Linked DNA regions of Homo sapiens: regions 1, 2 and 3 are each linked to region 4. Evidence: chromatin loops called from intact Hi-C (ENCODE). Cell type or tissue: ovary. All regions are shown on one strand.

The links. Peaks named below come from ENCODE experiments on the same cell type or tissue, not always from the same donor. Only the 100,000 strongest peaks of a DNase experiment are listed, where the experiment ranks them.
Region 1: a loop joins it to region 4, with 4 times the contacts of the local background. A loop is called at or near these places in 17 of 110 quality-filtered maps.
Region 2: a loop joins it to region 4, with 5 times the contacts of the local background. A loop is called at or near these places in 5 of 110 quality-filtered maps.
Region 3: a loop joins it to region 4, with 2.1 times the contacts of the local background. A loop is called at or near these places in 16 of 110 quality-filtered maps.

Annotation. Positions count from the first base shown.
Region 1 is chr11:75,766,607-75,771,606 of GRCh38, reverse strand. DGAT2 (diacylglycerol O-acyltransferase 2) reads right to left here and starts at 2,829. Exons shown (of 8, transcript NM_032564.5): 1 at 2,495-2,829. The coding sequence starts at 2,615. DGAT2-DT (DGAT2 divergent transcript) reads left to right here and starts at 2,960. Exons shown (of 4, transcript NR_046090.1): 1 at 2,960-3,113. RefSeq lists silencers at 2,510-2,749, 2,830-2,939 and enhancers at 3,026-3,526, 4,833-5,000. In ovary, a CTCF peak has its summit at 2,830; DNase peaks (open chromatin) are centred at 1,989 and 2,886; H3K4me3 peaks cover 1,109 bases; H3K27ac peaks cover 1,163 bases.
Region 2 is chr11:75,311,245-75,316,244 of GRCh38, reverse strand. All of the region lies in intron 1 of ARRB1 (arrestin beta 1), which reads left to right. Among named protein-coding and RNA genes, the nearest start is that of MIR326, 21 kb to the left of the region's middle. RefSeq lists a silencer at 1,885-2,054 and an enhancer at 1,690-2,606. In ovary, no CTCF peak of the experiment used is centred here; DNase peaks (open chromatin) are centred at 2,144 and 4,065; H3K27ac peaks cover 1,187 bases.
Region 3 is chr11:75,665,968-75,670,967 of GRCh38, reverse strand. It overlaps MAP6 (microtubule associated protein 6), which reads left to right and starts at 1,930. Exons shown (of 4, transcript NM_033063.2): 1 at 1,930-3,503. The coding sequence starts at 2,599. In ovary, no CTCF peak of the experiment used is centred here; DNase peaks (open chromatin) are centred at 2,328, 2,837, 2,898, 3,560 and 1 weaker place; H3K4me3 peaks cover 1,946 bases.
Region 4 is chr11:75,545,651-75,550,650 of GRCh38, reverse strand. No RefSeq gene overlaps it. Among named protein-coding and RNA genes, the nearest start is that of SERPINH1, 14 kb to the left of the region's middle. In ovary, a CTCF peak has its summit at 2,928 (motif pointing left); a DNase peak (open chromatin) is centred at 2,890.

The DNA of each region.
Region 1 (5,000 bases), 220 kb before region 4:
TTCAAGCAGATCCACAGTGATGTGGAACTCCATCCTCACCCACCCCAGCCTGTTGCAGTCCTCAACAGCTGTCAGAAAGGACTCCTCTGCTACATCAAAACTTGCACCCATCATCCCACTCCTATTCCTGGCCTCACTCTTTGGAGCCGCACACAACAAATCAGCTCAAAATTTTACTGGGACCACCAACATCTCATGCTAGGTCCTGTGCTGAACCCTGAGGACACAGGCAGGTGTCAGAGGGCTCTTCTGAACGAAGAGCCCCCAATCCAAAGGCAAGGATAAAGAATAGGATATATATCCCTCCTGTCCTGATGAACTCTGCAAACTCCACGTCTGGCACAGGACAGCCCTCCAAGGATTAGGAAATATCAACACAGACTCCCGCTTCCCCCAGCATGCACCCACCTACCCATACTCCCACAGCTGGCCTTTTTTTTTGGCCAAGAAACCAGATGCCAAGGTATCTATTTCAATCTCTCACCCGTCACAGGACTTCCCTTCACAGAATCCATGGTCTCTACTTGAATACTGTCACTGACGGGCTGTTCACCAGCTCACAACAGTGGGACCTTACCCACAGAGGCAAACTAGGCCACTGGGGAGTATCTTCAAGGACCAAGGATCTAGAAGGCAGGTCTAATGGAGATGCCCAGATAACAAAATGTGCTTCAGTGCCCTCCCCTACTCCACCCAATCTTTCACCAAAGTAGATCCCAGAAAGCTGAACTGACTGGTTTGCATTTCATACCAGCCCTTCCTACATTCCATGATGTAAATCCTTGCACCCAGTTTAAAAAAAAAAAAGTTTTCAAGATCTGATAACAACATGGGGAAATGTTCCTGACATGATATTAAGTGGCTTGGTTAAAACCATTCGCTAGAGTACAAGTTCTCCTAAGGAACAAACTCTAAGTCAAAAACATGACAGCCAGGGTCACTGCCTCCTGGAAGACACAGCTCCCAGCCTGTGGATGGCAGAGCCGACGGAATGGGGTCTCCAGGAAGCACTACCACAGAGAACATCCCTATCCCACTGCCCAGTGCAAAAACATTTTTAACAGCATGAACAAGGGCAAGTCCATTCATCCATTGATGTCCCTAAGGACATCAAAGGACACAGGGAACAGAAAAGGACTCAAGTGAGAGAAGGGGCTGTCAGAGGCTACTGGCTGGATACATGGGGCAGCTCAAGCTGCTCGCCCCCGAGACAGGGCAGCAGCTGGGTTCCTCTTCAAGGGCTACGAGCAGCACCCACACCAAGAGGGGCAGATAACCACAGCGATAATCACACAAGAAGCAATGCCAATGCCTAGGTCACAGTTAAAGTGTGGTACAGCTGCAGGGTGGGTTATTGCAACCACTAGGACATTGTAAGTGATTCTGATTAACAGAAGGGAAACCTCGATGTTACATTAAGGGGGAGAAAACAAGATTCATAACTATATCTACAGCATGTCCTCAATTGTATCTATGCAATGTGTATAAAGAAAATGATCAAGAGATATACTAAAATGCTAATAGGAAGGTATCTTTGGATAGTCGATTTACCAGAAATTTTTTTCATTTGTCTATATTTTCAAAAATTCCATAATTAGCAAGCTTTATTTTTGTAACAAAGGTGGGCGGTGTAGGCGACCGTTAGTTACTAAAGAAAAATCCATGTCAGAGAGGCTCAGCAAACAGAATACAGACTTAGAAAGAGGGAGAGGGGCTTCATGCAAGACACACACGCAGACCAGGACAGCTGTGATGACTTCCCAGGGTCTACCGGATTTGTACTTGAATCCAGGGGTCAAGGCATCAGCTAAGGAAAACTTAGGCATGCTTCCTCCCACTTCAGTTTCTCCAGCTCTAGGTAAGGGAGGTGGGGGTTGGAAGAGTTGCTATTCCTCGCTTGGGAAAAGCTGCGGGGGGTGCGGGGCGGGGGTTGATTTCAACTCTGCGCGATTCACTGAGGACCTCAGTTCTACCTTGGAGGACATGCAGGGTCCTCTCCGCTGCCTTCTAAGCATGCCAGGCTCAAGAGTTGCTGCTATGTGGGCTCCAGAGCCTGGGCGAGAGGATGGATGTGGGACAGAGGACAGGGCAGACACACCTGTTCCAGTCGGGCATGTTCCCCGTCTGGTGGCTGTCTCAGGAGACGGCAAAACCCATACCATCCTGCCCATCCAGTCTATCACTGCCAAAGCTCGCTCTACCTGGTGAAGGGAGAGGGGAGGGAAGTGCCAGGGGTCACCAGCCGCAGTGGGGGCTGGGGAGGAGTTCTCGAATATCCCTAATAACTAAGAATGGTGGGTGGTACCGCTCCCACCTCACGGATGAGGGAAACAAGCTGGGGGGCGGGTGGAAAGCGATGTAACAGAGGTCGTAAAAATTGATGAGTGCCACAGTGGAGAATGAACGTGGACTCATCAGTACCCACCAGCCTGCCACAGGGCCCTTTCCAGAAAATCTTCTCGCAGGTCCATAACCCCTGCGCCGTGGCACTCACCCCATCTCCCAGACCCCTCGCGCGACAGCGCAGGTCCTCCGTGAGAGCGCTGGCTCCGGTCAGCCTCGGCCTGACGCTCGCCGCGCAGGACCCCGGAGTAGGCGGCTATGAGGGTCTTCATGGCTGAAGCCCGCCCAGTCACGGCCCCGCGGGAAGCCGCTTCACCCCGCGCCCCTGGCCCATGCCCCGGCCCCCGGGGCCAGGGCTTCGCGCAGAGCACAGGGGTCCCGGGACGGCGTCGAGGCTGGGCGGCTAGGACACCTGGAGCTGCGGCCGGCGGCCAGTGGTGGCGCGAGAGAAACAGCCTAGACCCCAGCAGAGGCGGCAGCCGCGGCGCTGGCGTCCCGGAGCGCAACACTTTATCACCTCACAACGGGGCAGGCGCCGACGCGGCGGGCGGGGCGGGCCGTTCTAAGCCGCCGCCCGCGCCACTTGCTTGTGGGGGAACCGCACCTGAGGCTCTGCTTGGCGCGGGCCCGGGGCTGGCCAGCAGCCTGCTCCGCGCGGATCCGGGGAATGCGTGAGAGGAGAGCAGCTCTGAGCCCTGCTTCCAAGGGGCGCGCCCGGTTATTCCCCTCGCTCCCTCAGTCCGACCCCGGGCGCTCCCCCGCGGAGATTGGTACGGCCCGGCGGCCAGTACCCGGGCGGGGAAAACCAAGCACGTGCGGTGCAGGCAGAGGGCGTGCAGGGGGTCGGGCCTTTACTCTTTAGGAGGGGCTGTCTTTTGGCAGCAAAGATGCGAAGGTCCCGCTTTTGGTCACTGGTATCAGGATTAGTTAGGTTAGGGCTGGGTATCTCAACCACCCAAACTGCTTCTGGCTTTCCATCTCTTTATTAAGAAACCTCACAGAGCACCTATACCCTGCTGGGTGCTGGGGACCCAGCCAGATCAGCCCAGGTTCTGCCCTTGGGATGCTCACGCTGGGGGGCAGCAGAGACAGCCGCACACAGTCACTGGTGACAACGGCCGGGACAAGCGAGAAACCAGGGGGCTATGGAACCACAGAGTAGAGAAGACTCTGCCCTGGGCTGGGGGAGTGGGGGCGCTGGTGCACTTCCCAGAGAGGTTGGTGCACAGCAGGTTTGGAATCAGATAGACTAGGAGTCCAGTTCTTGCCCTGCCTCTCTTGAGCCTCAGTTTCCATATCTGTAAAATGGGAATAATAATTATTATTTTTGTGAGGTACTTTGAGAAGTAAATGAGATAAGGTATAAAAAGAGCCTAGGTAGTGTCTGGCACATAGAAAGCATTCCAGAATGGTTTGCCCATTAATGAATAGGAATTTTGCAGATGGAAGGTGTGAGGGCAAAGCAGAAAGATAGGCATAAAGTGTTAGAAAAGCCAGCATGTTTGGGGCAGGGCTGGGGGCCCTGGAGTGGCTGGAGCCCAGGCAACTGTGGAAAATGAGGCTGAAGTGAGAGGCGCGGGTGCTTGAACTGAGAGAGGTTTGGGAGTGCCACTCTTGAGATATTGGGGGGGAGCCGGGTCTTGGGAGAGCTTTAGTAGGGAAATGGCTGGTCAGGTGGGTTTTAAGTGTCCTTAGCCATGGTATGGGAAATGGACAGGAGAGGCTGTAGGTCAGGAGGGCAGTGGGGAGGCTGTAGGGGCGGGGGATCCATGTGAGAGAGGATGAGCCTCAAGGCACGGCAGTGGTAGAGGGAATGGAGGGAAGGCCTGATCTAGGGAAGAGCATAGGAAGCGAGATCCACCAGCATGTGGTGGAGCGACTTGTTGGATGGAGGCTCAGGGAACGAGTGGGGACAACAAGCATGTCAGTGATAAGACAGATTTCTTAGGCATAGCTGGAGCGAGATAGCTGTGGGGTCACAGCATAAGAGGAGAGGAATTCCCTGCCTTTGTGGTCTTTATCATGTTCTCACAGGGGGAGAGGAGAATGACAGAAGTTACAGGCACAGGGCAGCAGGTAATAGATGCCTCTGGTGCAACCTAGAGATGCTTCCATTTGTTCAGCCCTCTCAAGGCCACAGGAGTAAATCTCTCAACCGTGTTACTGGGCCCCAAGGCCCGAATTGGCCAAGAGTAGAAAGAAAAGCATTCCAGGCAGAGCTCCCAGCATGTGGTGAGGCCATGAGGCTGGAAAGATCTTAGTGCCTTTTAGGAAACTGAGGGTAGGCTAGTGGCATGCCACATGTGGGGGATGGGGGGAGACATGGGGACTGGTAAGTGCAAAGGCTGGGAGGTAGAAACAGGTGTGGTTTGTTTTTGGGCAAAGAGGAGTGAAGCCAGGAGGATACTGAAGGTGCCAGTAAATCCTGGCATCCTCTCCTCAGAGAGGGTGCTCTTGGAGGCAAGACTCCTGCTGGCCTGGAAGATCCCAGGTCAGTCTGTGGCTCGTGCCTGCTCCAGAAGGGTCTCCTGTGGAGGAGGCCTGGGCTGGAACTCATGGCCCACCCACTCACCCTGGGCAAGTCAGTATCGCTATCTTGTCTAGGTTTCCTTTTCTGCATTATGAAATGGAGGTGACAGTTTCTGTTTTGCTGACTT
Region 2 (5,000 bases), 230 kb after region 4:
AGCAATTCTCCCGCCTCAGCCTCCCAAGTAGCTGGGATTACAGGCACCCGCCATCATGCCTGGCTAATTTTTGTATTTTTGTAGAGACGGGGTTTCACCATGTTGGCCAGCCTGGTCTTGAACTCCTGATCTCAGGTGATCTGTCTGCCTCGGCCTCCTAAAGTGCTGGGATTACAGGCATGAGCCACGGCACCCCACCTGTAACCAGCTTTGAGGCCCAGAAGCAGAGGCTCCAGAAACAGCTGAGTGCCACCTCTCCAGGTGTCCTCCCTGTTTGGGTCCCACCTGAGGGGTTAATTAAACCCACCCAGCTATATCATAGAGTAGGGGTGGCGTGAGTGTATTTTCCTCTAATTTGGTCTTGAGGTCTCTCTCTGAGAATGGCTATAAATTCTAGCCCTGCTGACGGAGTTCCAGGGCAGGTGTTTGTGGGGGTCCACAGTGTGCCTTTCATGAGATGCTTCTTTATCCTGGTGGATGGTCTGATGCCTAAGTATCCAGCCGTGACCAGGTGTCTCTCTCACAGGAAACTGGCTTATAGTGGAAGGCGCCTTGTGGCTCTTTTCTGACCTGTGTCCGTTTATTCCTACCAAGAAAACCACTCTCTAGGAGAGTACGTGGTCAGGTGAGACACTGAGGAAGTAGCCAGCAAAACCCAGGAAATAACAGAAGCAGAGTATTACTCACAGAGGGGAGGGCAGCGGGAAGCTGCCTGGGACCCCGTGCTTAGCCAGTGAGTTGGAGCAAGAGAGAGATGGGAGGACCTGTGGACTGGAGGCTTTGTTGGGGTGCAAGATGTTACCCACGCAGTTTCTGTGGGTAAATATAATTGCTGGGATTAGAGCAAGCAGGCATAAGGCATGGTGACTGAGGGGGGTCACTGCGGCAAATCCATGTAGCCCATGTGGGTGTGGGGGTCAATGGGCAAGTTAGGTGGCTTCTGTCTGGCTGTCCCATAGCGAGGTGGTCACCAGGAGGAGGTTGCATAAGGCAGATACCTGGATGGATCACATTGAGGAACTGGGAGGAGGCCGAGCACTGGAAGCTGTGTCAAGGGTGACTGAGCCCTGCTTCTGGTACGAGAAAGTCTGACATACTCAGAGTGGGTGCCCAAGCAACATGAAATTGTTAAAATTCACTACAGCGGGTGATCTCCCCCATCCCGCAGCGTGGGGTGGTGGTGGTGGTGGTGGAAGCAGCACTAACTGGGACCCAGGCGTCCCGAGTGCAGGCCCTGCTCTCTCAATGGAAAGAGCAGCTGTCATCTACCACGGGCCTCTCTGTTCACCGGGCACTGAACCAGGTGCTCCACATGCATCAGTGAAGAAAGGCACTGTTGGCTGGGCGTGGTGGCTCACGCCTGTAATCCTAGCACTTTGGGAGGCCGAGGCGGGTGGATCACCTGAGGTCAGGAGTTTGAGACCAGCCTGGGCAACATGGTGAAACCCCATCGCTACAAAAAATACAAAAATGAGCTGGGTGTGGTGGTGTGGCACATGCCTGTAGTCCCAGATACTTGGGAGGCTGAGGTGGGAGGATCACCTGAGCCTGGGGAGGTCAAGGCTGCAGTGAGCTGTGATGGTGCCACTGCACTCCAGCCTGGGCAACAAAGTTTTTTTTCAAAGAAAAAAAAACGTGCTGTTGTTAGAGACGAGAGTCAGAGGTTCAGTTACCCAGCTAGTGAGTGGCAGATCCCAAAGCCTTAACCATTGCTCTGACCTGACTCCCAGAGTGACACTCTGGGGCCTGCAGCAAGTCCTGCCCTTCTGTGGGCCTCATGTTGCCATGCATGCTCTTAAGGGGACACCTTGTGTTCCACAAACCCCCTCTGCTCCAGTGTCCTGGGGTCTGCATTTCTGCTGGAGGGGGGGCATCCCTGGGAGCTGTGCCACCATGCCCTGCGGCATCCAGTCTGCTGTTATCTTTACTAAGAAGATGACTGGCTGACTTGGGCCCTCTTGACTCCAGCCTCCCAGGCCCCTTGCCATTGTGGGCTGACCCCTGGCCCTATCCCTTCCTTACACACAATGGGGAGCAGAGGTGGCCAGGACCCATGGTTTCTCCACCCTGTGTTAGTGGGGCCCCAGGCTGGTGGGACTGGAGTCCTGTGGGAGACCCCGAAGTGAGAAGGAAGTTGGTGGCTCCAGGGAACTGACCAAGGTCAGTGTGGCTGGAGGGTGTGTGGGGGCAGGGAGCATGGTGGGAGGGAGGCTGGAGGCTGGACAGAGGCCAGATTGTGAAGAGCTCTTGGGAGCGGTTAAGAGTTTTTAGGCAGAGGAGGCACGTGATCAGGTTTGCATCTGGAATGACTGAGAAAATGCCTGCAACTGTTAAGGCAGTGTTAGGCACGTAAGAAGCACTCAATAGCCATCAGGCCTGGCTGTGATGCTTTTTCTGTTGCTCATTATGAATACCCAGACTCCACTGCTTACTAGCTGGGAGAACTTGGGCCAGTCACTAACCCGGGGGACCAATTTTCCTTACCAGTAATGCAGAGGGATAAGGAATTTCCTCACAGGGGTTTTATCAGGATCCAAGAGCTAAGTAGGGGATTTCATTTCATCTCAGTTAATCCGGCAAACACTCAGCCAGCCAATCCCAGCTGCACAGCCAGGGCCCTTCCTGTGTGTCACACGCCTCCCTGCTTCTCAGTCAGGACATGGCAGTTCTTAGTCACGGGATCTGGAAGGGCCCAGCTGTAATAAGGCACAAAGCTTAACCTTCTCCAGTTCTCTCTCTTGTCCTCAGCCTTAGCCTACAGTGGCAGACCGCTGCCTCCTCCTCAGACTCTCCCCCTAGCCTGAAGCCTTGGCTGAGGGGCCCCCAACCTTAAGAGCCCATAGAGATTCCCGAAGGACCTGAGGGAGTTATTATTATAATTGTTATTATTTTTTGAGATGGAGTCTCACTCTGTCACGCAGGCTGGAGTGAAGTGGCTCAATCTCAGCTCACTGCAACCTCCACCTGCCAGCTTTAAGCAATTCTCCTGCCTCAGCCTCCCAAGTACCTGGGATTACAGGCAAGAGCCACCACGCCCGTAATTTTTGTATTTTTAGCAGAAACAGGGTTTCACCATGTTGGCCAGGTTGGTTTCGAACTCCTGACCTCAAGTGATCTGCCCGCCTTGGCCTCCCAAAGTGCTGGGATTACAGGTGTGAGCCACCACACCTGGCCTGAGGGAGTTATGAGCCTTCTGTGAGCCTCAGTTTCCTGGTCCGCAGAATGGGAATAAGAATGTCTGTCGTATTAGTCTCCTATTACTCCTGTTACAAATTACCATATATTTAGTGGCTTAAAACAACACAAATATATTCTTTACACTTCTGGAGGTCCAAAGTCCTGAAATGGGTTGTCAGGGCTGTGTCCTCTGGAAACTCTAGCGGGGATCCATTCCCTTGCCTCTGCTGGCTTCCAGAAGCTGTCTGCATGCCTTGGCTCCCAGCCCCATCCTCCAGCTTTGAAGCCAGCAGTGTAGATTTTCGTCTGTCTTTCAATGCTTCCATCACCCCATTGCCTTTACTCTCTCTGACCCTCCTGCCTCCCTCTTGTCAGGACCCTTGTGATGACATTGGGCCCACCCAGGTCATGCAGGATAATCTCTCCATCTCAAGGCCCTGAACAAAATCACATCTGCAGAATCTCTTCTACCACATGACCCAACACAGCCACAGCTCTGGTGATTAGGATGTGGGCATCTCGGGGGGCTGTTACTCAGCCTACCACACACACCTTGCAGAGCAGTTGTGAGGATGACATGAGACAATGAAAGGCTCCCAATGCCTGGGACAGGCAGTCAGTCCCCTTTCTCCTCTCCTGGGGCCTTTGTCTCCCCATCTGTAAGACAAGGTCCCTGGCAGTCCACACAGTCTGAGCCCATGTCCTTCCAGCGTGCAGTACACACAGGCAGACTGTCCCTTCGGCGGTCAGGGGTCCTAGGAAGTGGCAGACTTGAGCCCTGTCCCTGACGCCTCTTCTCCCACTCCTTCCCAGGGGCAGGCCTGTTCTCAGTTCCTGGCGGTGCATTTCCCATCATTCCTAGGGACGGCTGCTGGGAAAGGCTGAGCTCACCACTCCCCGGGGAGGGCGAGGGTGGAGGAAGGAGAAGGGAGAGGCCAGCAGCAGCCACTGCAAGAGATGGGAGAGGAGAGGCCATGGAAGGAGACTTGCAGCGGGAGAGGCTGAGGTGATCAGCACTTAGAGGAGGGGAAGAGGCTGGGCAGGGCCTCCGATCTGGGCCTTCGAGAACGGTCAGCTTTTTCCCAGCCCCTCGGCCCAGGCCCTGCTGCTTGGTTCCTCTGCCGGCCGTCCCCTCTCAGCCAGCCCCTTCTGACAGGCCCTGGTGGCCGGAGGAGTGTGTGTGTATGCTGGGGATGAGAGGAGGGTGTCACAGGCCAGCAGGGGCCGAAGTGGGGTGCTGCCGCCGGACAGGAATTCAGGAATCCCCCACTTCAGTGAGAAGAGGACCATTTCAGCCAGAGTCCACCCCTCACTTCCCTCTACTCAGAAATCAGTCACCGTTTGTTTGCCCTGGGGCTCACCATCTGCCTTCACTGGACCTTACTTTTTTTGTTTGCCTGTGTGTGGCAGGTGGAGGGCCGTGGGAGAGGCAGTTAATAACACCATTATGGGATTTGAGAGGGTGAAACGAGATTGTGATTTTGAACTGATTTTTGAAATGTGCAGTCTGCTATGTAAGGATGTGCATTCCATGCATAGCCTGTTCCTTTAACGTTCTCTTCTGCAATTTGACAATCTGACAAACTCTTCATTGTGCTTCAAGTCCAGCTCAGATGTCACCTGCTCTCTGCAACTTTCTCAACAGCCCCCTGCCCATCCCAGAAAGAATGGAGCTGCTCCTTTCTCGGAATTGCTGTGGCCTCTTAATTTTTTTAATTTTTATATTTTCTTGAGACAGAGTTTCACTCTTGTTGCCCAGGCTGGAGTGCAACGGCACCATCTCAGCTCACTGCAACCTGTGCCTCCCGGGTTCAAGTGATTCT
Region 3 (5,000 bases), 120 kb before region 4:
AAAACAGCACCAGACATTATTTTATTTATGGAACTCAAATCAAATCACCAAGAGGCAAAGTCCTAAGTAGGAGGAAGTTCAGTAGATAATTGACTAATCAGAGCTGTCTTCTCATCCAATTTGATTCTAGGATTAAAGAAAATCTGTGTTGTGCAACCCATTTATAATCTAAACACATACATGACTTTCTCTCCCTGAAACACCAATGCTCCCAGCTTAACTGATACTGAAAACTCTGCCTATATTGGAGGGGAAAAGAGCTGAAGTCCAGTGGATGTAGCTAGTGGAGGAGTGCAGGAGACATAAATGGAGAGATAGCAAAGACAGAACAAAAGTTACTTGGAGGAACAAGAGGTCTCCTGGAGAAGGTGTCCAAGTGGCTTCTTAGGACACTCCACTTATGGGTCTTCTGGGTGGGCCTTTTGGATACTAATAGCTACCATTTATTGAGCCATTGCCATATGCCAGATGTTGTGGTAAGCATTTTTAGTGCATTATCTCATTTTAATTCTCAGAACAACCTTGCAAGTTCAGTATTGGTACCCCCATTCATAGATGAAACTGAAGGTCAGAAGATTGCAGTGATTTGCCCACTGCCATACAGTTAAGAGCTACAAAAGCCAGGATTTGAATCTCTGCAGATTAGATTTGACTCAAAGCTTCTGCCCTGGGTCCTTCGCTATCCTCACAAAACCACTTTTTTTTTCTTTTTGAGATGGAGTTTTGCTCTTGTCACCCAGGCTGGAGTGCAATGGCACTATCTCGGCTCACTGCAACCTCCACCTCCTAGGTTCAAGCGATTCTCCTGCCTCAGCCTCCTGAGTAGCTGGGATTACAGGCACGCACCATCATGCCCAGCTAATTTTTGTATTTTTAGTAGAGACAGGGTTTCACCATGTTGGCCAGGGTGGTCTTGAACTCCCAACCTCAGGTGATCCACCGGCCTCAGCTTACCAAAGTGCTGGGATTACAAGTGTGAGCCACGACGCCCGGCCCACAAAACCATTTTTGAGGCAGGTAGTATTTCCTCCATTCTACAGATGAGGAGACTGAAACACAGGGATGACTCAACTTGCCCAAGTGGCACAGAGAGTAGCAGAGCCAAACCAGGTCTTTCGGACTTCAAAATCTCTTCTGCTTTGAAGATAGAAGAAGAGCAACGGCGAGGAGTGAGAACGTGCCAGAAGGCCCCTGCAGGCCAGGCACTGCCGTTTCCTAGGGCACAGGTCCTACCTACTCCCAACCTCCACAATTAAGCCACTTTCCAGAATTTTCTTTTCTCTACCTCTGCCCCAGTGTGGCACCTGAACTGAACAGGGACTGGGCGGTTCTTGGGGGAGTCTAAAACATACCTTCGCAAAGATTCCCTAGGAAAGGAACATCCAGGGCACCACCAGCCCTGGTGCTCCCATTCCGACACATCTGAGCAAGGCCTGTGCGTAAGACTGGCAAGTGCTTGAACCAGGAGGCAACCAAACTGGGCTCAAACACAGCCCGCCGGTTTTGACCAATTCCAGCAGCTCCCCTTTTCAAAGCATCTATTCTGGGACAGACATTTCACTAGGAGTTTCCTCCATGTTTTAAAATTTAATAGCACCCCCCCCCCCCATTGGCCCTATTTTACAAAAGAGGAGCCTCCGACTCCTGGGGATGAAGCGACAAGCACAAGGACAGAAAGTCCTCACGAGCTTGGGACTTGAACCCACTACGTCCCCAGATTCTGCTGTTGCCCGGGAGTAGAGGAGGGAGGAGCTGCCAGGGCGGAGGGTGGTGGGGAGGGAAGGCAAGCTCCCAGCAGCGCAAGCTGACGACAGCAGGTGTTTTTGTTTTGTTTTGTTTTTTTCTGCAGCACTCTTTCAGTCAGCATCGTTCCTGGATTTTTTTCTCACTGCTGAGCAGCATAAAAGGGTGGGGCCGCTTCCCTGCAGCAGAGGCAGAGGCGGCGGCGGCAGCGGCTGCAGCATCATTCGCGGGCAGCGGCGGAGACCGAGAGCTGCAGAAAAGGGTGGGGTCGCTTCCCAGGAGAAGAGGCGGTGGCGGCGGCGGCTGCGGCATCCTCGCGGGCAGCGGCGGAGGCAGCAATGCTCGGTCTCCGCTGGAGGTGATGGCCTCCCAGCCCTGCTAGGTGGCCGGCTGCACTAGGACGCCGGCAGGAAGGAGACTCGAGCCCGGTCCGCGGACCCTGCGGCCACACCGCCCGGCCCCTCCTCTGCGCCATGGCTTAAGCCTGTAGCCACCTCTCCTCACGTCGCCTCGCTCGACCGAGGTCTGTGCGCCGCCGCAGCCGCAGGGAGGGGCGCGTCCCAGACACCCTCGCCGGGGACTCGGGAACGCCGTGCGTCTCACCCTTCGGCGCTCGCAGCAGACTGCGCTCCCAAAGGCGTTTGCGACCGGTAATCGAGGGACTCTACAGACTCTCCTAGGACAGCTCTCCCCGGGTGCTCGCTGAGGGAGGAGGGCGAACTAGCTCCGGCTGATCGGGGGTAGAAAACGGTGGGAACCACATTGGCCGGTCAGGATCGGAGGCTGAAGGAAGATTATAGAGACTTGCTTTAGAACCACAAGAAGAAAGAGGAGGCCGGCTTTTCAGCTAGCATCATGGCGTGGCCGTGCATCACGAGGGCCTGCTGCATCGCCCGCTTCTGGAACCAGTTGGACAAAGCGGACATCGCTGTGCCGCTGGTTTTCACCAAGTACTCGGAGGCCACCGAGCACCCGGGCGCCCCGCCGCAGCCACCGCCGCCGCAGCAGCAGGCGCAGCCGGCGCTCGCGCCCCCCTCGGCGCGCGCGGTTGCCATAGAGACGCAGCCAGCCCAGGGCGAGTTGGATGCAGTTGCCCGGGCAACGGGGCCAGCGCCTGGGCCTACCGGCGAGCGCGAGCCGGCGGCGGGCCCCGGCCGGAGCGGGCCGGGCCCGGGCCTGGGCTCCGGCTCCACCTCCGGCCCCGCGGACTCGGTGATGCGGCAGGATTACCGAGCCTGGAAGGTGCAGCGGCCCGAGCCCAGCTGCCGGCCGCGCAGCGAATACCAGCCCTCCGACGCTCCCTTCGAGCGCGAGACCCAGTACCAGAAGGACTTCCGCGCCTGGCCGCTGCCGCGCCGCGGGGACCACCCGTGGATCCCCAAGCCCGTGCAGATCTCTGCGGCCTCCCAGGCGTCGGCGCCCATTCTCGGGGCGCCCAAGCGCCGGCCGCAGAGCCAGGAGCGCTGGCCAGTGCAGGCCGCCGCTGAGGCCCGGGAGCAGGAGGCGGCCCCCGGCGGAGCGGGTGGCCTGGCGGCCGGAAAGGCGTCCGGGGCGGACGAGCGCGACACGCGCAGGAAGGCCGGGCCTGCCTGGATTGTGCGCCGCGCCGAGGGCCTGGGGCACGAGCAGACGCCGCTGCCCGCGGCCCAGGCCCAGGTCCAGGCCACCGGCCCCGAGGCTGGCAGGGGGCGCGCCGCGGCGGACGCCCTCAACCGGCAAATCCGCGAGGAGGTGGCGAGTGCAGTGAGCAGCTCCTACAGGTGAGACGCGGCCGCTGCTAGCGCGGGGGAGTCACCACGCAGACCCTCCCCGCGGGCTGCCCGGGGCCCAGGATCCCCAGCGCAGGCCTAGCGTGCAGCCTCCCTCCAGTCCCAGGCCACACCCTCTCCCCAGCCGCCTCCCAGGCCACCTCCTGTCGAAGCCTTCTCTTCTGCCCTGTCCCATGCGCAAGCTGTTAGTATATTCCATCTCAGCCTGCCTGGCTCTTTCACTTTACCGCTGTAGCCCTTTTCTCCATCCCTCCCACCTCAGATCCCTGCCTTCCCACAGAGACCCTTTGCAATGTCAGCAGAGGCTGTGCTTCCGTCGTGCCCCCATCCAACTCACCTGCTGCGTTAGCCTGGATGTTGCCCTTTGCAGGGTCCCCATTCTTCCAGAAGAAGAATTCTTTCCAAGTGGCCTCTCGCCCTCCTCCCTAGCCCAGTTCCCTTGGCCCTTCATTCTTTCCTCCCTTTCTCAGTCTCTGGGCAACACCCAAGCACCATACCTTTTTCTAGATTACCCACAGGATCTTTACAAATTACCCCCCACCTTCCACCGCTGGAACTTTGAAGTCATTGTCCTTCCACCTCTCCCTAGCTGTGACATATTGGGCAAGTTTCCTAACCTTTCTGGGCCTCATGTTCTTATCTGTAAGATGTAATTGGTAATAGACATCTCTTAGGATTGTTCACACTTTTATTGATTTAATATTAAACATTTTATTTTTATTTAGTTAATATTAAATATTCAACATATTTTTGAGTGCCTACTATATGCCAGGCAGTGTGCCGGACATTGTGAGGATTAAATGAGATAATCAGGAGAACAGCTCGTGCCTAGCACATAGTGGTAATTAGTACATCTTGGTTCCATTCCTACCTTCCACATGATACCTTATGATCCTACTTCCTAGGTGCCTCCAGCCTTCTCTGCTATTGAGGCATCTTCTTTCTCTCTCCTTTCCCTACATGTTCTCCAGATGTCTCTCATTCTCTTGCCACCAAAAACCCCTTTCTCCAGCACACTCAATTCCTTGCAAATGAATGCTTTCAAGCATGAAAATCTCTCTCTCTCTTTCCTTCTAGAATTTTCCCTCTGCTGCAGCTTCAGCCATTCCAGTCTGCTTTCTTGCCCTTCATCCATCCGGTATATATTTCTGAAGGCTTAGCTTTCAATTCTCCCCTTATGTTTCAACCAACATCAATTAGCTAACAGAACACAGTTGACTCTGGACATGCAACATTGCATTTGGGGTCTCTCGGGGAAGATCTGTATGAAAGTAATTGAGCTAGAGGTGTTCAAAATGCAGCTTATGGGGTCCTTTATCAATGCCACAGCTTTCTGCTGCCTCCTTCCTGCAAGAGGGTGTGGGGGGCGGGGAGGACTAGAGAGTTAGTCCTTTGCCAAGACTCTGTATATAGGTTAGACTAATATCCTTCTCCAGTGAACATTACCAATACTCTCTCATAGGCTGAGGAAAGAATAGCATATCCAGA
Region 4 (5,000 bases):
CCCTTCCCTGCCCTCAGTGCACATAAGAGAGAGTCAGAGGAAGTCCTTTACTTCTTCATTCTTCCTTTCATGCAACAAAGTTTTTTTTTGAGATAGAGTCTCGCTCTGTCGCCCAGGCTGGAGTGCAGTGGCATGATCTCGGCTCACTGCAACCTCTGCCTCCCAGATTCAAGCAATTCTCAGCCTTCCGAGTAGCTGGGATTACAAGCGCTGACCACCACACCCAGCTAATTTTTGTATTTTTAGTAGAGATGGGGTTTCACCATCTTGGCCAGGCTGGTCTTGAACTCCTGACCTCGTGATCCATCCGCCTCAGCCTCCCAAAGTGCTGGGATTACAGGCGTGAGCCACCGTGCCCAGCAAAGATTTGTTGTTGTTGAGACACAGTCTCACTCTGGAGTGCAGCGGTTGGGATCTTGGCTCACTGCAACCTCTGGCTCCCGGGTTCAAGCGATTCTCCTGCCTCAGCCTCCCAAGTAGCTGGGATTCCAGGTATGCACCACCACGCCCGGCTAATTTTTGTATTTTTAGTAGAGACAGGGTTTCACCATGTTGGCCTGGATGGTCTCGAACTCCTGACCTCAGGTGATCTGCCTGCCTCAGCCTCCCAAAGTGCTGGAATTATAGGCGTGAGCTACCGTTCCCAGTCTCACGTAGCAAAGATTTATTGAGAACCCACAATTTACTAGGCACTGTTCTAGGTACTGGGATAAAAAAGTGGGCAAAACCAGATCTTTGCCCTCCAGGAGCCTGGTGTGCTGGCGAGTGGAGACACGCAATAAACTAAGAAAGAAATGTGATCATTTCCAGTAATAATGAGGGCTAGCAAGAAATGAAAACAGGTGTTGTGGGTAAGACTACTTTACACCAGGCAGCCTGAAATCTGAATAAGAAGCTGTAATCATTTCCGGTGGCTGCTGTATCTAGTACCACACACTTAGTGGCTTCAAATGATATAAATTTATTCTTTTATGGTTTTGAGGTCAGAAGACTTAAATGGGCTAGCAACTCCTTCTAAAGACTCTGGGGATGAATCTGCTTCCTTGCTCTTTCCAGCTTCTAGAAGCCACCCGCATTCCTTGACTTGTGGCCCCTGCCTCTACCTTCAAAGCCAGCAGTGTGGCAGCGCCAATCTCCCTCTCTCTCTGCTTTCTCCTTCCCTCATCACATCTGTTTCTCTGACTCTGACCCCTCTGCCTCCCTCTTGAGATGGACCTCCCTGATGACACTGGGCCACCAGTAAAGTCTCCCTATCTCAAGATCTGTAATTTAATCTCATGTGCAAAGTCCCTTGTCCCATGCAAGGTAATGCACTCACAGGTTCCAGGAATTCGGACATGGATGTCTTTGGGGAGCCATTCTTCCTCCGACCAAAGGAGGAGGGAGACCTTTATGGTGGGAGGAGGGGATCCCAAGCAGAGGGAGCTGCATGGGCAAAGGCCCCACAGTTAGAATGAACTAGGCATGCTCTAGGAATAGCAAGAAGGTCAGCCTTCTAGAAGTAATGCTCCAGTTAGCTTGATTTGCATCTATGTCATTCGTGAGGCCAATCCCATCTCTATGGACAAATGTTCTACAGTGTGCGTCCAGGAGCCCTGCGAGTCTACGGCATCCCCTTGGCATTTCAGGTCATCTCCTGCATCCTTCTGCTTCTAGCTGCCGGACTCTTCACATGCTTAGAGCAAGAGCACTGGACATTTGAGGAAGGTGCCTGGCTGGGCACTCACCTGGGCTGGGGCCAGGCTGACTCTGGTGGAGGGGTGGGCCCAGTCCCTAGTACCTGAGTATAATCCTGCTCTTTCTTCCCCACTGAAGGCCAGGATTGTGTGGCTAAGGATGGATGGGGGCAGCAAAGCTAGACCTCAGGCAGTGGCAGGAGCTGTCAATGGCCATATTGTTAGCTCTGGGCTGCGGCACGGAGGCACCAGGGTAGGGCTGAATGAGGCATCTGTTCGCTAGGTCAGGATGCCCAGGTCAGGGTCTCTCTTGAGAGATGCCTCCTACCCCCACCCTAACCCCAACTCTGCCCAGACCCTGCCATGTGGCTCCCTTGATATCTCTGGTACCCATCCCTCAGGGACCACAACTGTAACTAGCTGGCTCACTGTGAGGTTGGCTGTTGGATGGTGGTCTTCTCAGTTAAAATGTGAGCTCTCCACATAAGCCAGGAACTGTCTTCATCAATGCCAAGTCCCAGCAGCCGGCAGCCAGCACCCAACCCAGGGCCTGGCTCAGAGAAGTTGCTCCATACACACGTGCAATGAATGGAGGAATGAAGGAACAGATGAGAGAGACTGGGCCACCCTTGCATCCCCTGGTCACCTCCTCCCTTGACCACTGCACCCTCCTGCTCACTAGGCCTCCCTGCCTCTGGTATCTCTTCCCAGACACTCTTCATTCTAACACACCATCTAGTTAAAACCCTCCTGGGGCTCCCTGAGACCCTCAGGATCTGCCAAGCCCCAGCCTCACCAGGCTACCCGCCCACCGATTCTGTCCTCTACCTCTGCACTCCTCCTCAAGCAGTCCCTGGCACTGTCCAGTGTGCGCCCTTGTACTTGTGTATTCTTATGCCCAGAAAGCCCCTCCTCCCCTTCTCCCGGTATGGATGGCTCCTACCCTCTGTTCAGGCTCCTACAGGAAGCGGGCCCTGACCACCCCCAGCCTCCCCTGGGCTCCCACAGCCTGTGCTTCCCCCATCTCAGCACCAATTGTAATTCTCACTTCGTACATCTGTCTCCCTTTCCACACCCTGAGCCCCTCAGGGCAGAGACTAATGCTGACCCACGTCTTTCTTTGTCTGCTCCAGGGCCCTGGACGTGGTCAGGCACAGAACAAATGTTCAGCAAAGGTGTAAGCCCAGCCCCAGGCCAGTGGGCAGGTCCTATAGCCTGACCAGTGGGCGCTTCTGCCCTCTGGTGTCCGTTTTGGGTCACTATGATTTTCTATCTCTTTGAGGGGCTTCCTAGGGTGATGTACCCCAGCAGTGGTTCTCAGAGTGTGGTCCCAGGACCAATTGTATCAGCATCACCTTGGTACCTGTCAGAAATGAAAATTCTTGGGCTGTACTCTAGGCATGAATCAGAAACTCTGGCTGGGGGGAAGCAATCTGGATTTTACCAAGCCCTCCAGATGTTTCTGATGCAGGCTGAAGTTTGAAAACCATTATCCTGGAAGAACCCTAAGCCTGAACCACTCCCAGGAGCTCCAGTTAAGGGAGGAAACAGGACCCACCTGGTGGAGTTGCCAGGTACAATACAGGATTCCCAGTTAAATTTGAATTTCAGATCAACAGAAACATGTTATTGCAAGTATTGCACAAGACAGACAAACTAAAAAATAAAAATAAAAAATTCATTGTTTATGTGAAATTCAACTTTAACTGGATGTCCTATGTTCTCTTTCTGTATCAGCAGCCCTGTGCAAAGAACCCTGTTCTTATTTCAGTACTCTGCTGTCGCCATCTTGAAATTCTTAGTAATCTTTTTTACTAGGAGCCCTGCATTTTCATTTGGCAATGGGTCCTGCAAAATGTAGCCAGTCCTAGGAAGGATCTTTACAAAGCCTCCCTGGGGGCATTCAGGATCCGGAGCTCAAAGGCAGGCGGAGTGGGACCTCTGGCACCTTAGAGATGTGCCTCTAAGGATTCTCAGCTCCTCCCTCTGCCACGTGCTGGGGGTTCCCTTCCCAGGTGGGTCAAACCTTCATCCTTCTCCGATTGTGGCTCCTGTCTCCTCACTATCTTGCTGCCTCTGTTCTCACCCCTTCTATGCCACCTTCCACACAGGACGGTGAAGTTCCGAAAATGTCTGCCCATATGCCACCCTCCTGCCCCCAAACTTTTCTCTGGATGTCTCCTTCCCACTTTTATTTATTTTTTTAATTTTTTTTTTGAGACAGTCTCCCTCTGTCACCCAGGCAGGAGTACAGTGGTGCAATCACAGCTCACTGCAACCTCCAACTCCTGGATTCAACCAATTATCCTGCCTTAGCCTCCCAAGTAGCTGGGATTACAGGTGTGTTCCACAACACCCGGCTAATTTTTGTATTTTTAATAGAGACAGGGTTTCACCAGTTGCCCAGGGTGGTCTCGAACTCCTGACCTCAAGTGATCCACCCGCCTCGGCCTCCCAAAGTGCTAGGATTACAGGCGTGAGCCACCACGCCTGGCCACCACTGCTTTTATGATAACCAGTGGCTACCATTACAGAGCACTGAAGTAGATGCTTTTCCTCATTATGTCTTGTATTCTGCAAAGTAATTCTCCTCTTGGCCAAGCCTGGGATGGGATTGCTGTGGGCAGAACCAGCCTGCAGCCTCGGATGAAGAGCTGAGTATCCGCCCCAGCTCATGCCTGACAGAGGAAAAGCCGCTGCCTGGGAAGGCTACAGAGGAGCAAGTGGAGGAGAAGCACCAGAATGATCTGTTGAGCACTTACTATGTGCCGAGCACTGTTCAGAGTGGTGGGAGCTGGATGGTGAAGGACACATATACCAACCCCACCGTCCTTGGGATGGTTCCATGGATCCTGCCAGCTTTAATCTCGGGTTTATGCCCTAACCTTAGTGTTCTAATCAAACAGTGGAGGGCAGTGGCTCTTCTTATTTTTAATTTTTCAGAAGCAAGGAGGAAGTCATTCTTTTCTTTCTCGAAGATTTGATTCCAAATTACACTGGGAGAAGTAGGTTGGGGCACAGAGGAAACAGGATTGGTATGACCCACTATTGCTGAGGCTGAATGATGGGTACGTGATGGGGTCATTAGACTCATCTCTCTAATTTTGGGTATGTTTGAAATTGTCCATCATTAATTTTTTTAAAGTATAGTTCAAAGTAATAAAACCAAAAAGTAATATTAAAACTGCAAAATCTCATCCAATGTAGAATAAGACTCTTCTCTGGGGGTGGGCTTGCCTCAGAAACTAGAGACTCAGAGAGGGCAGCGACTGCCTCTGGTCTCCCTCAGTGCAGTGGCGCGATCTCAGCTCACTGCAGCCTCCG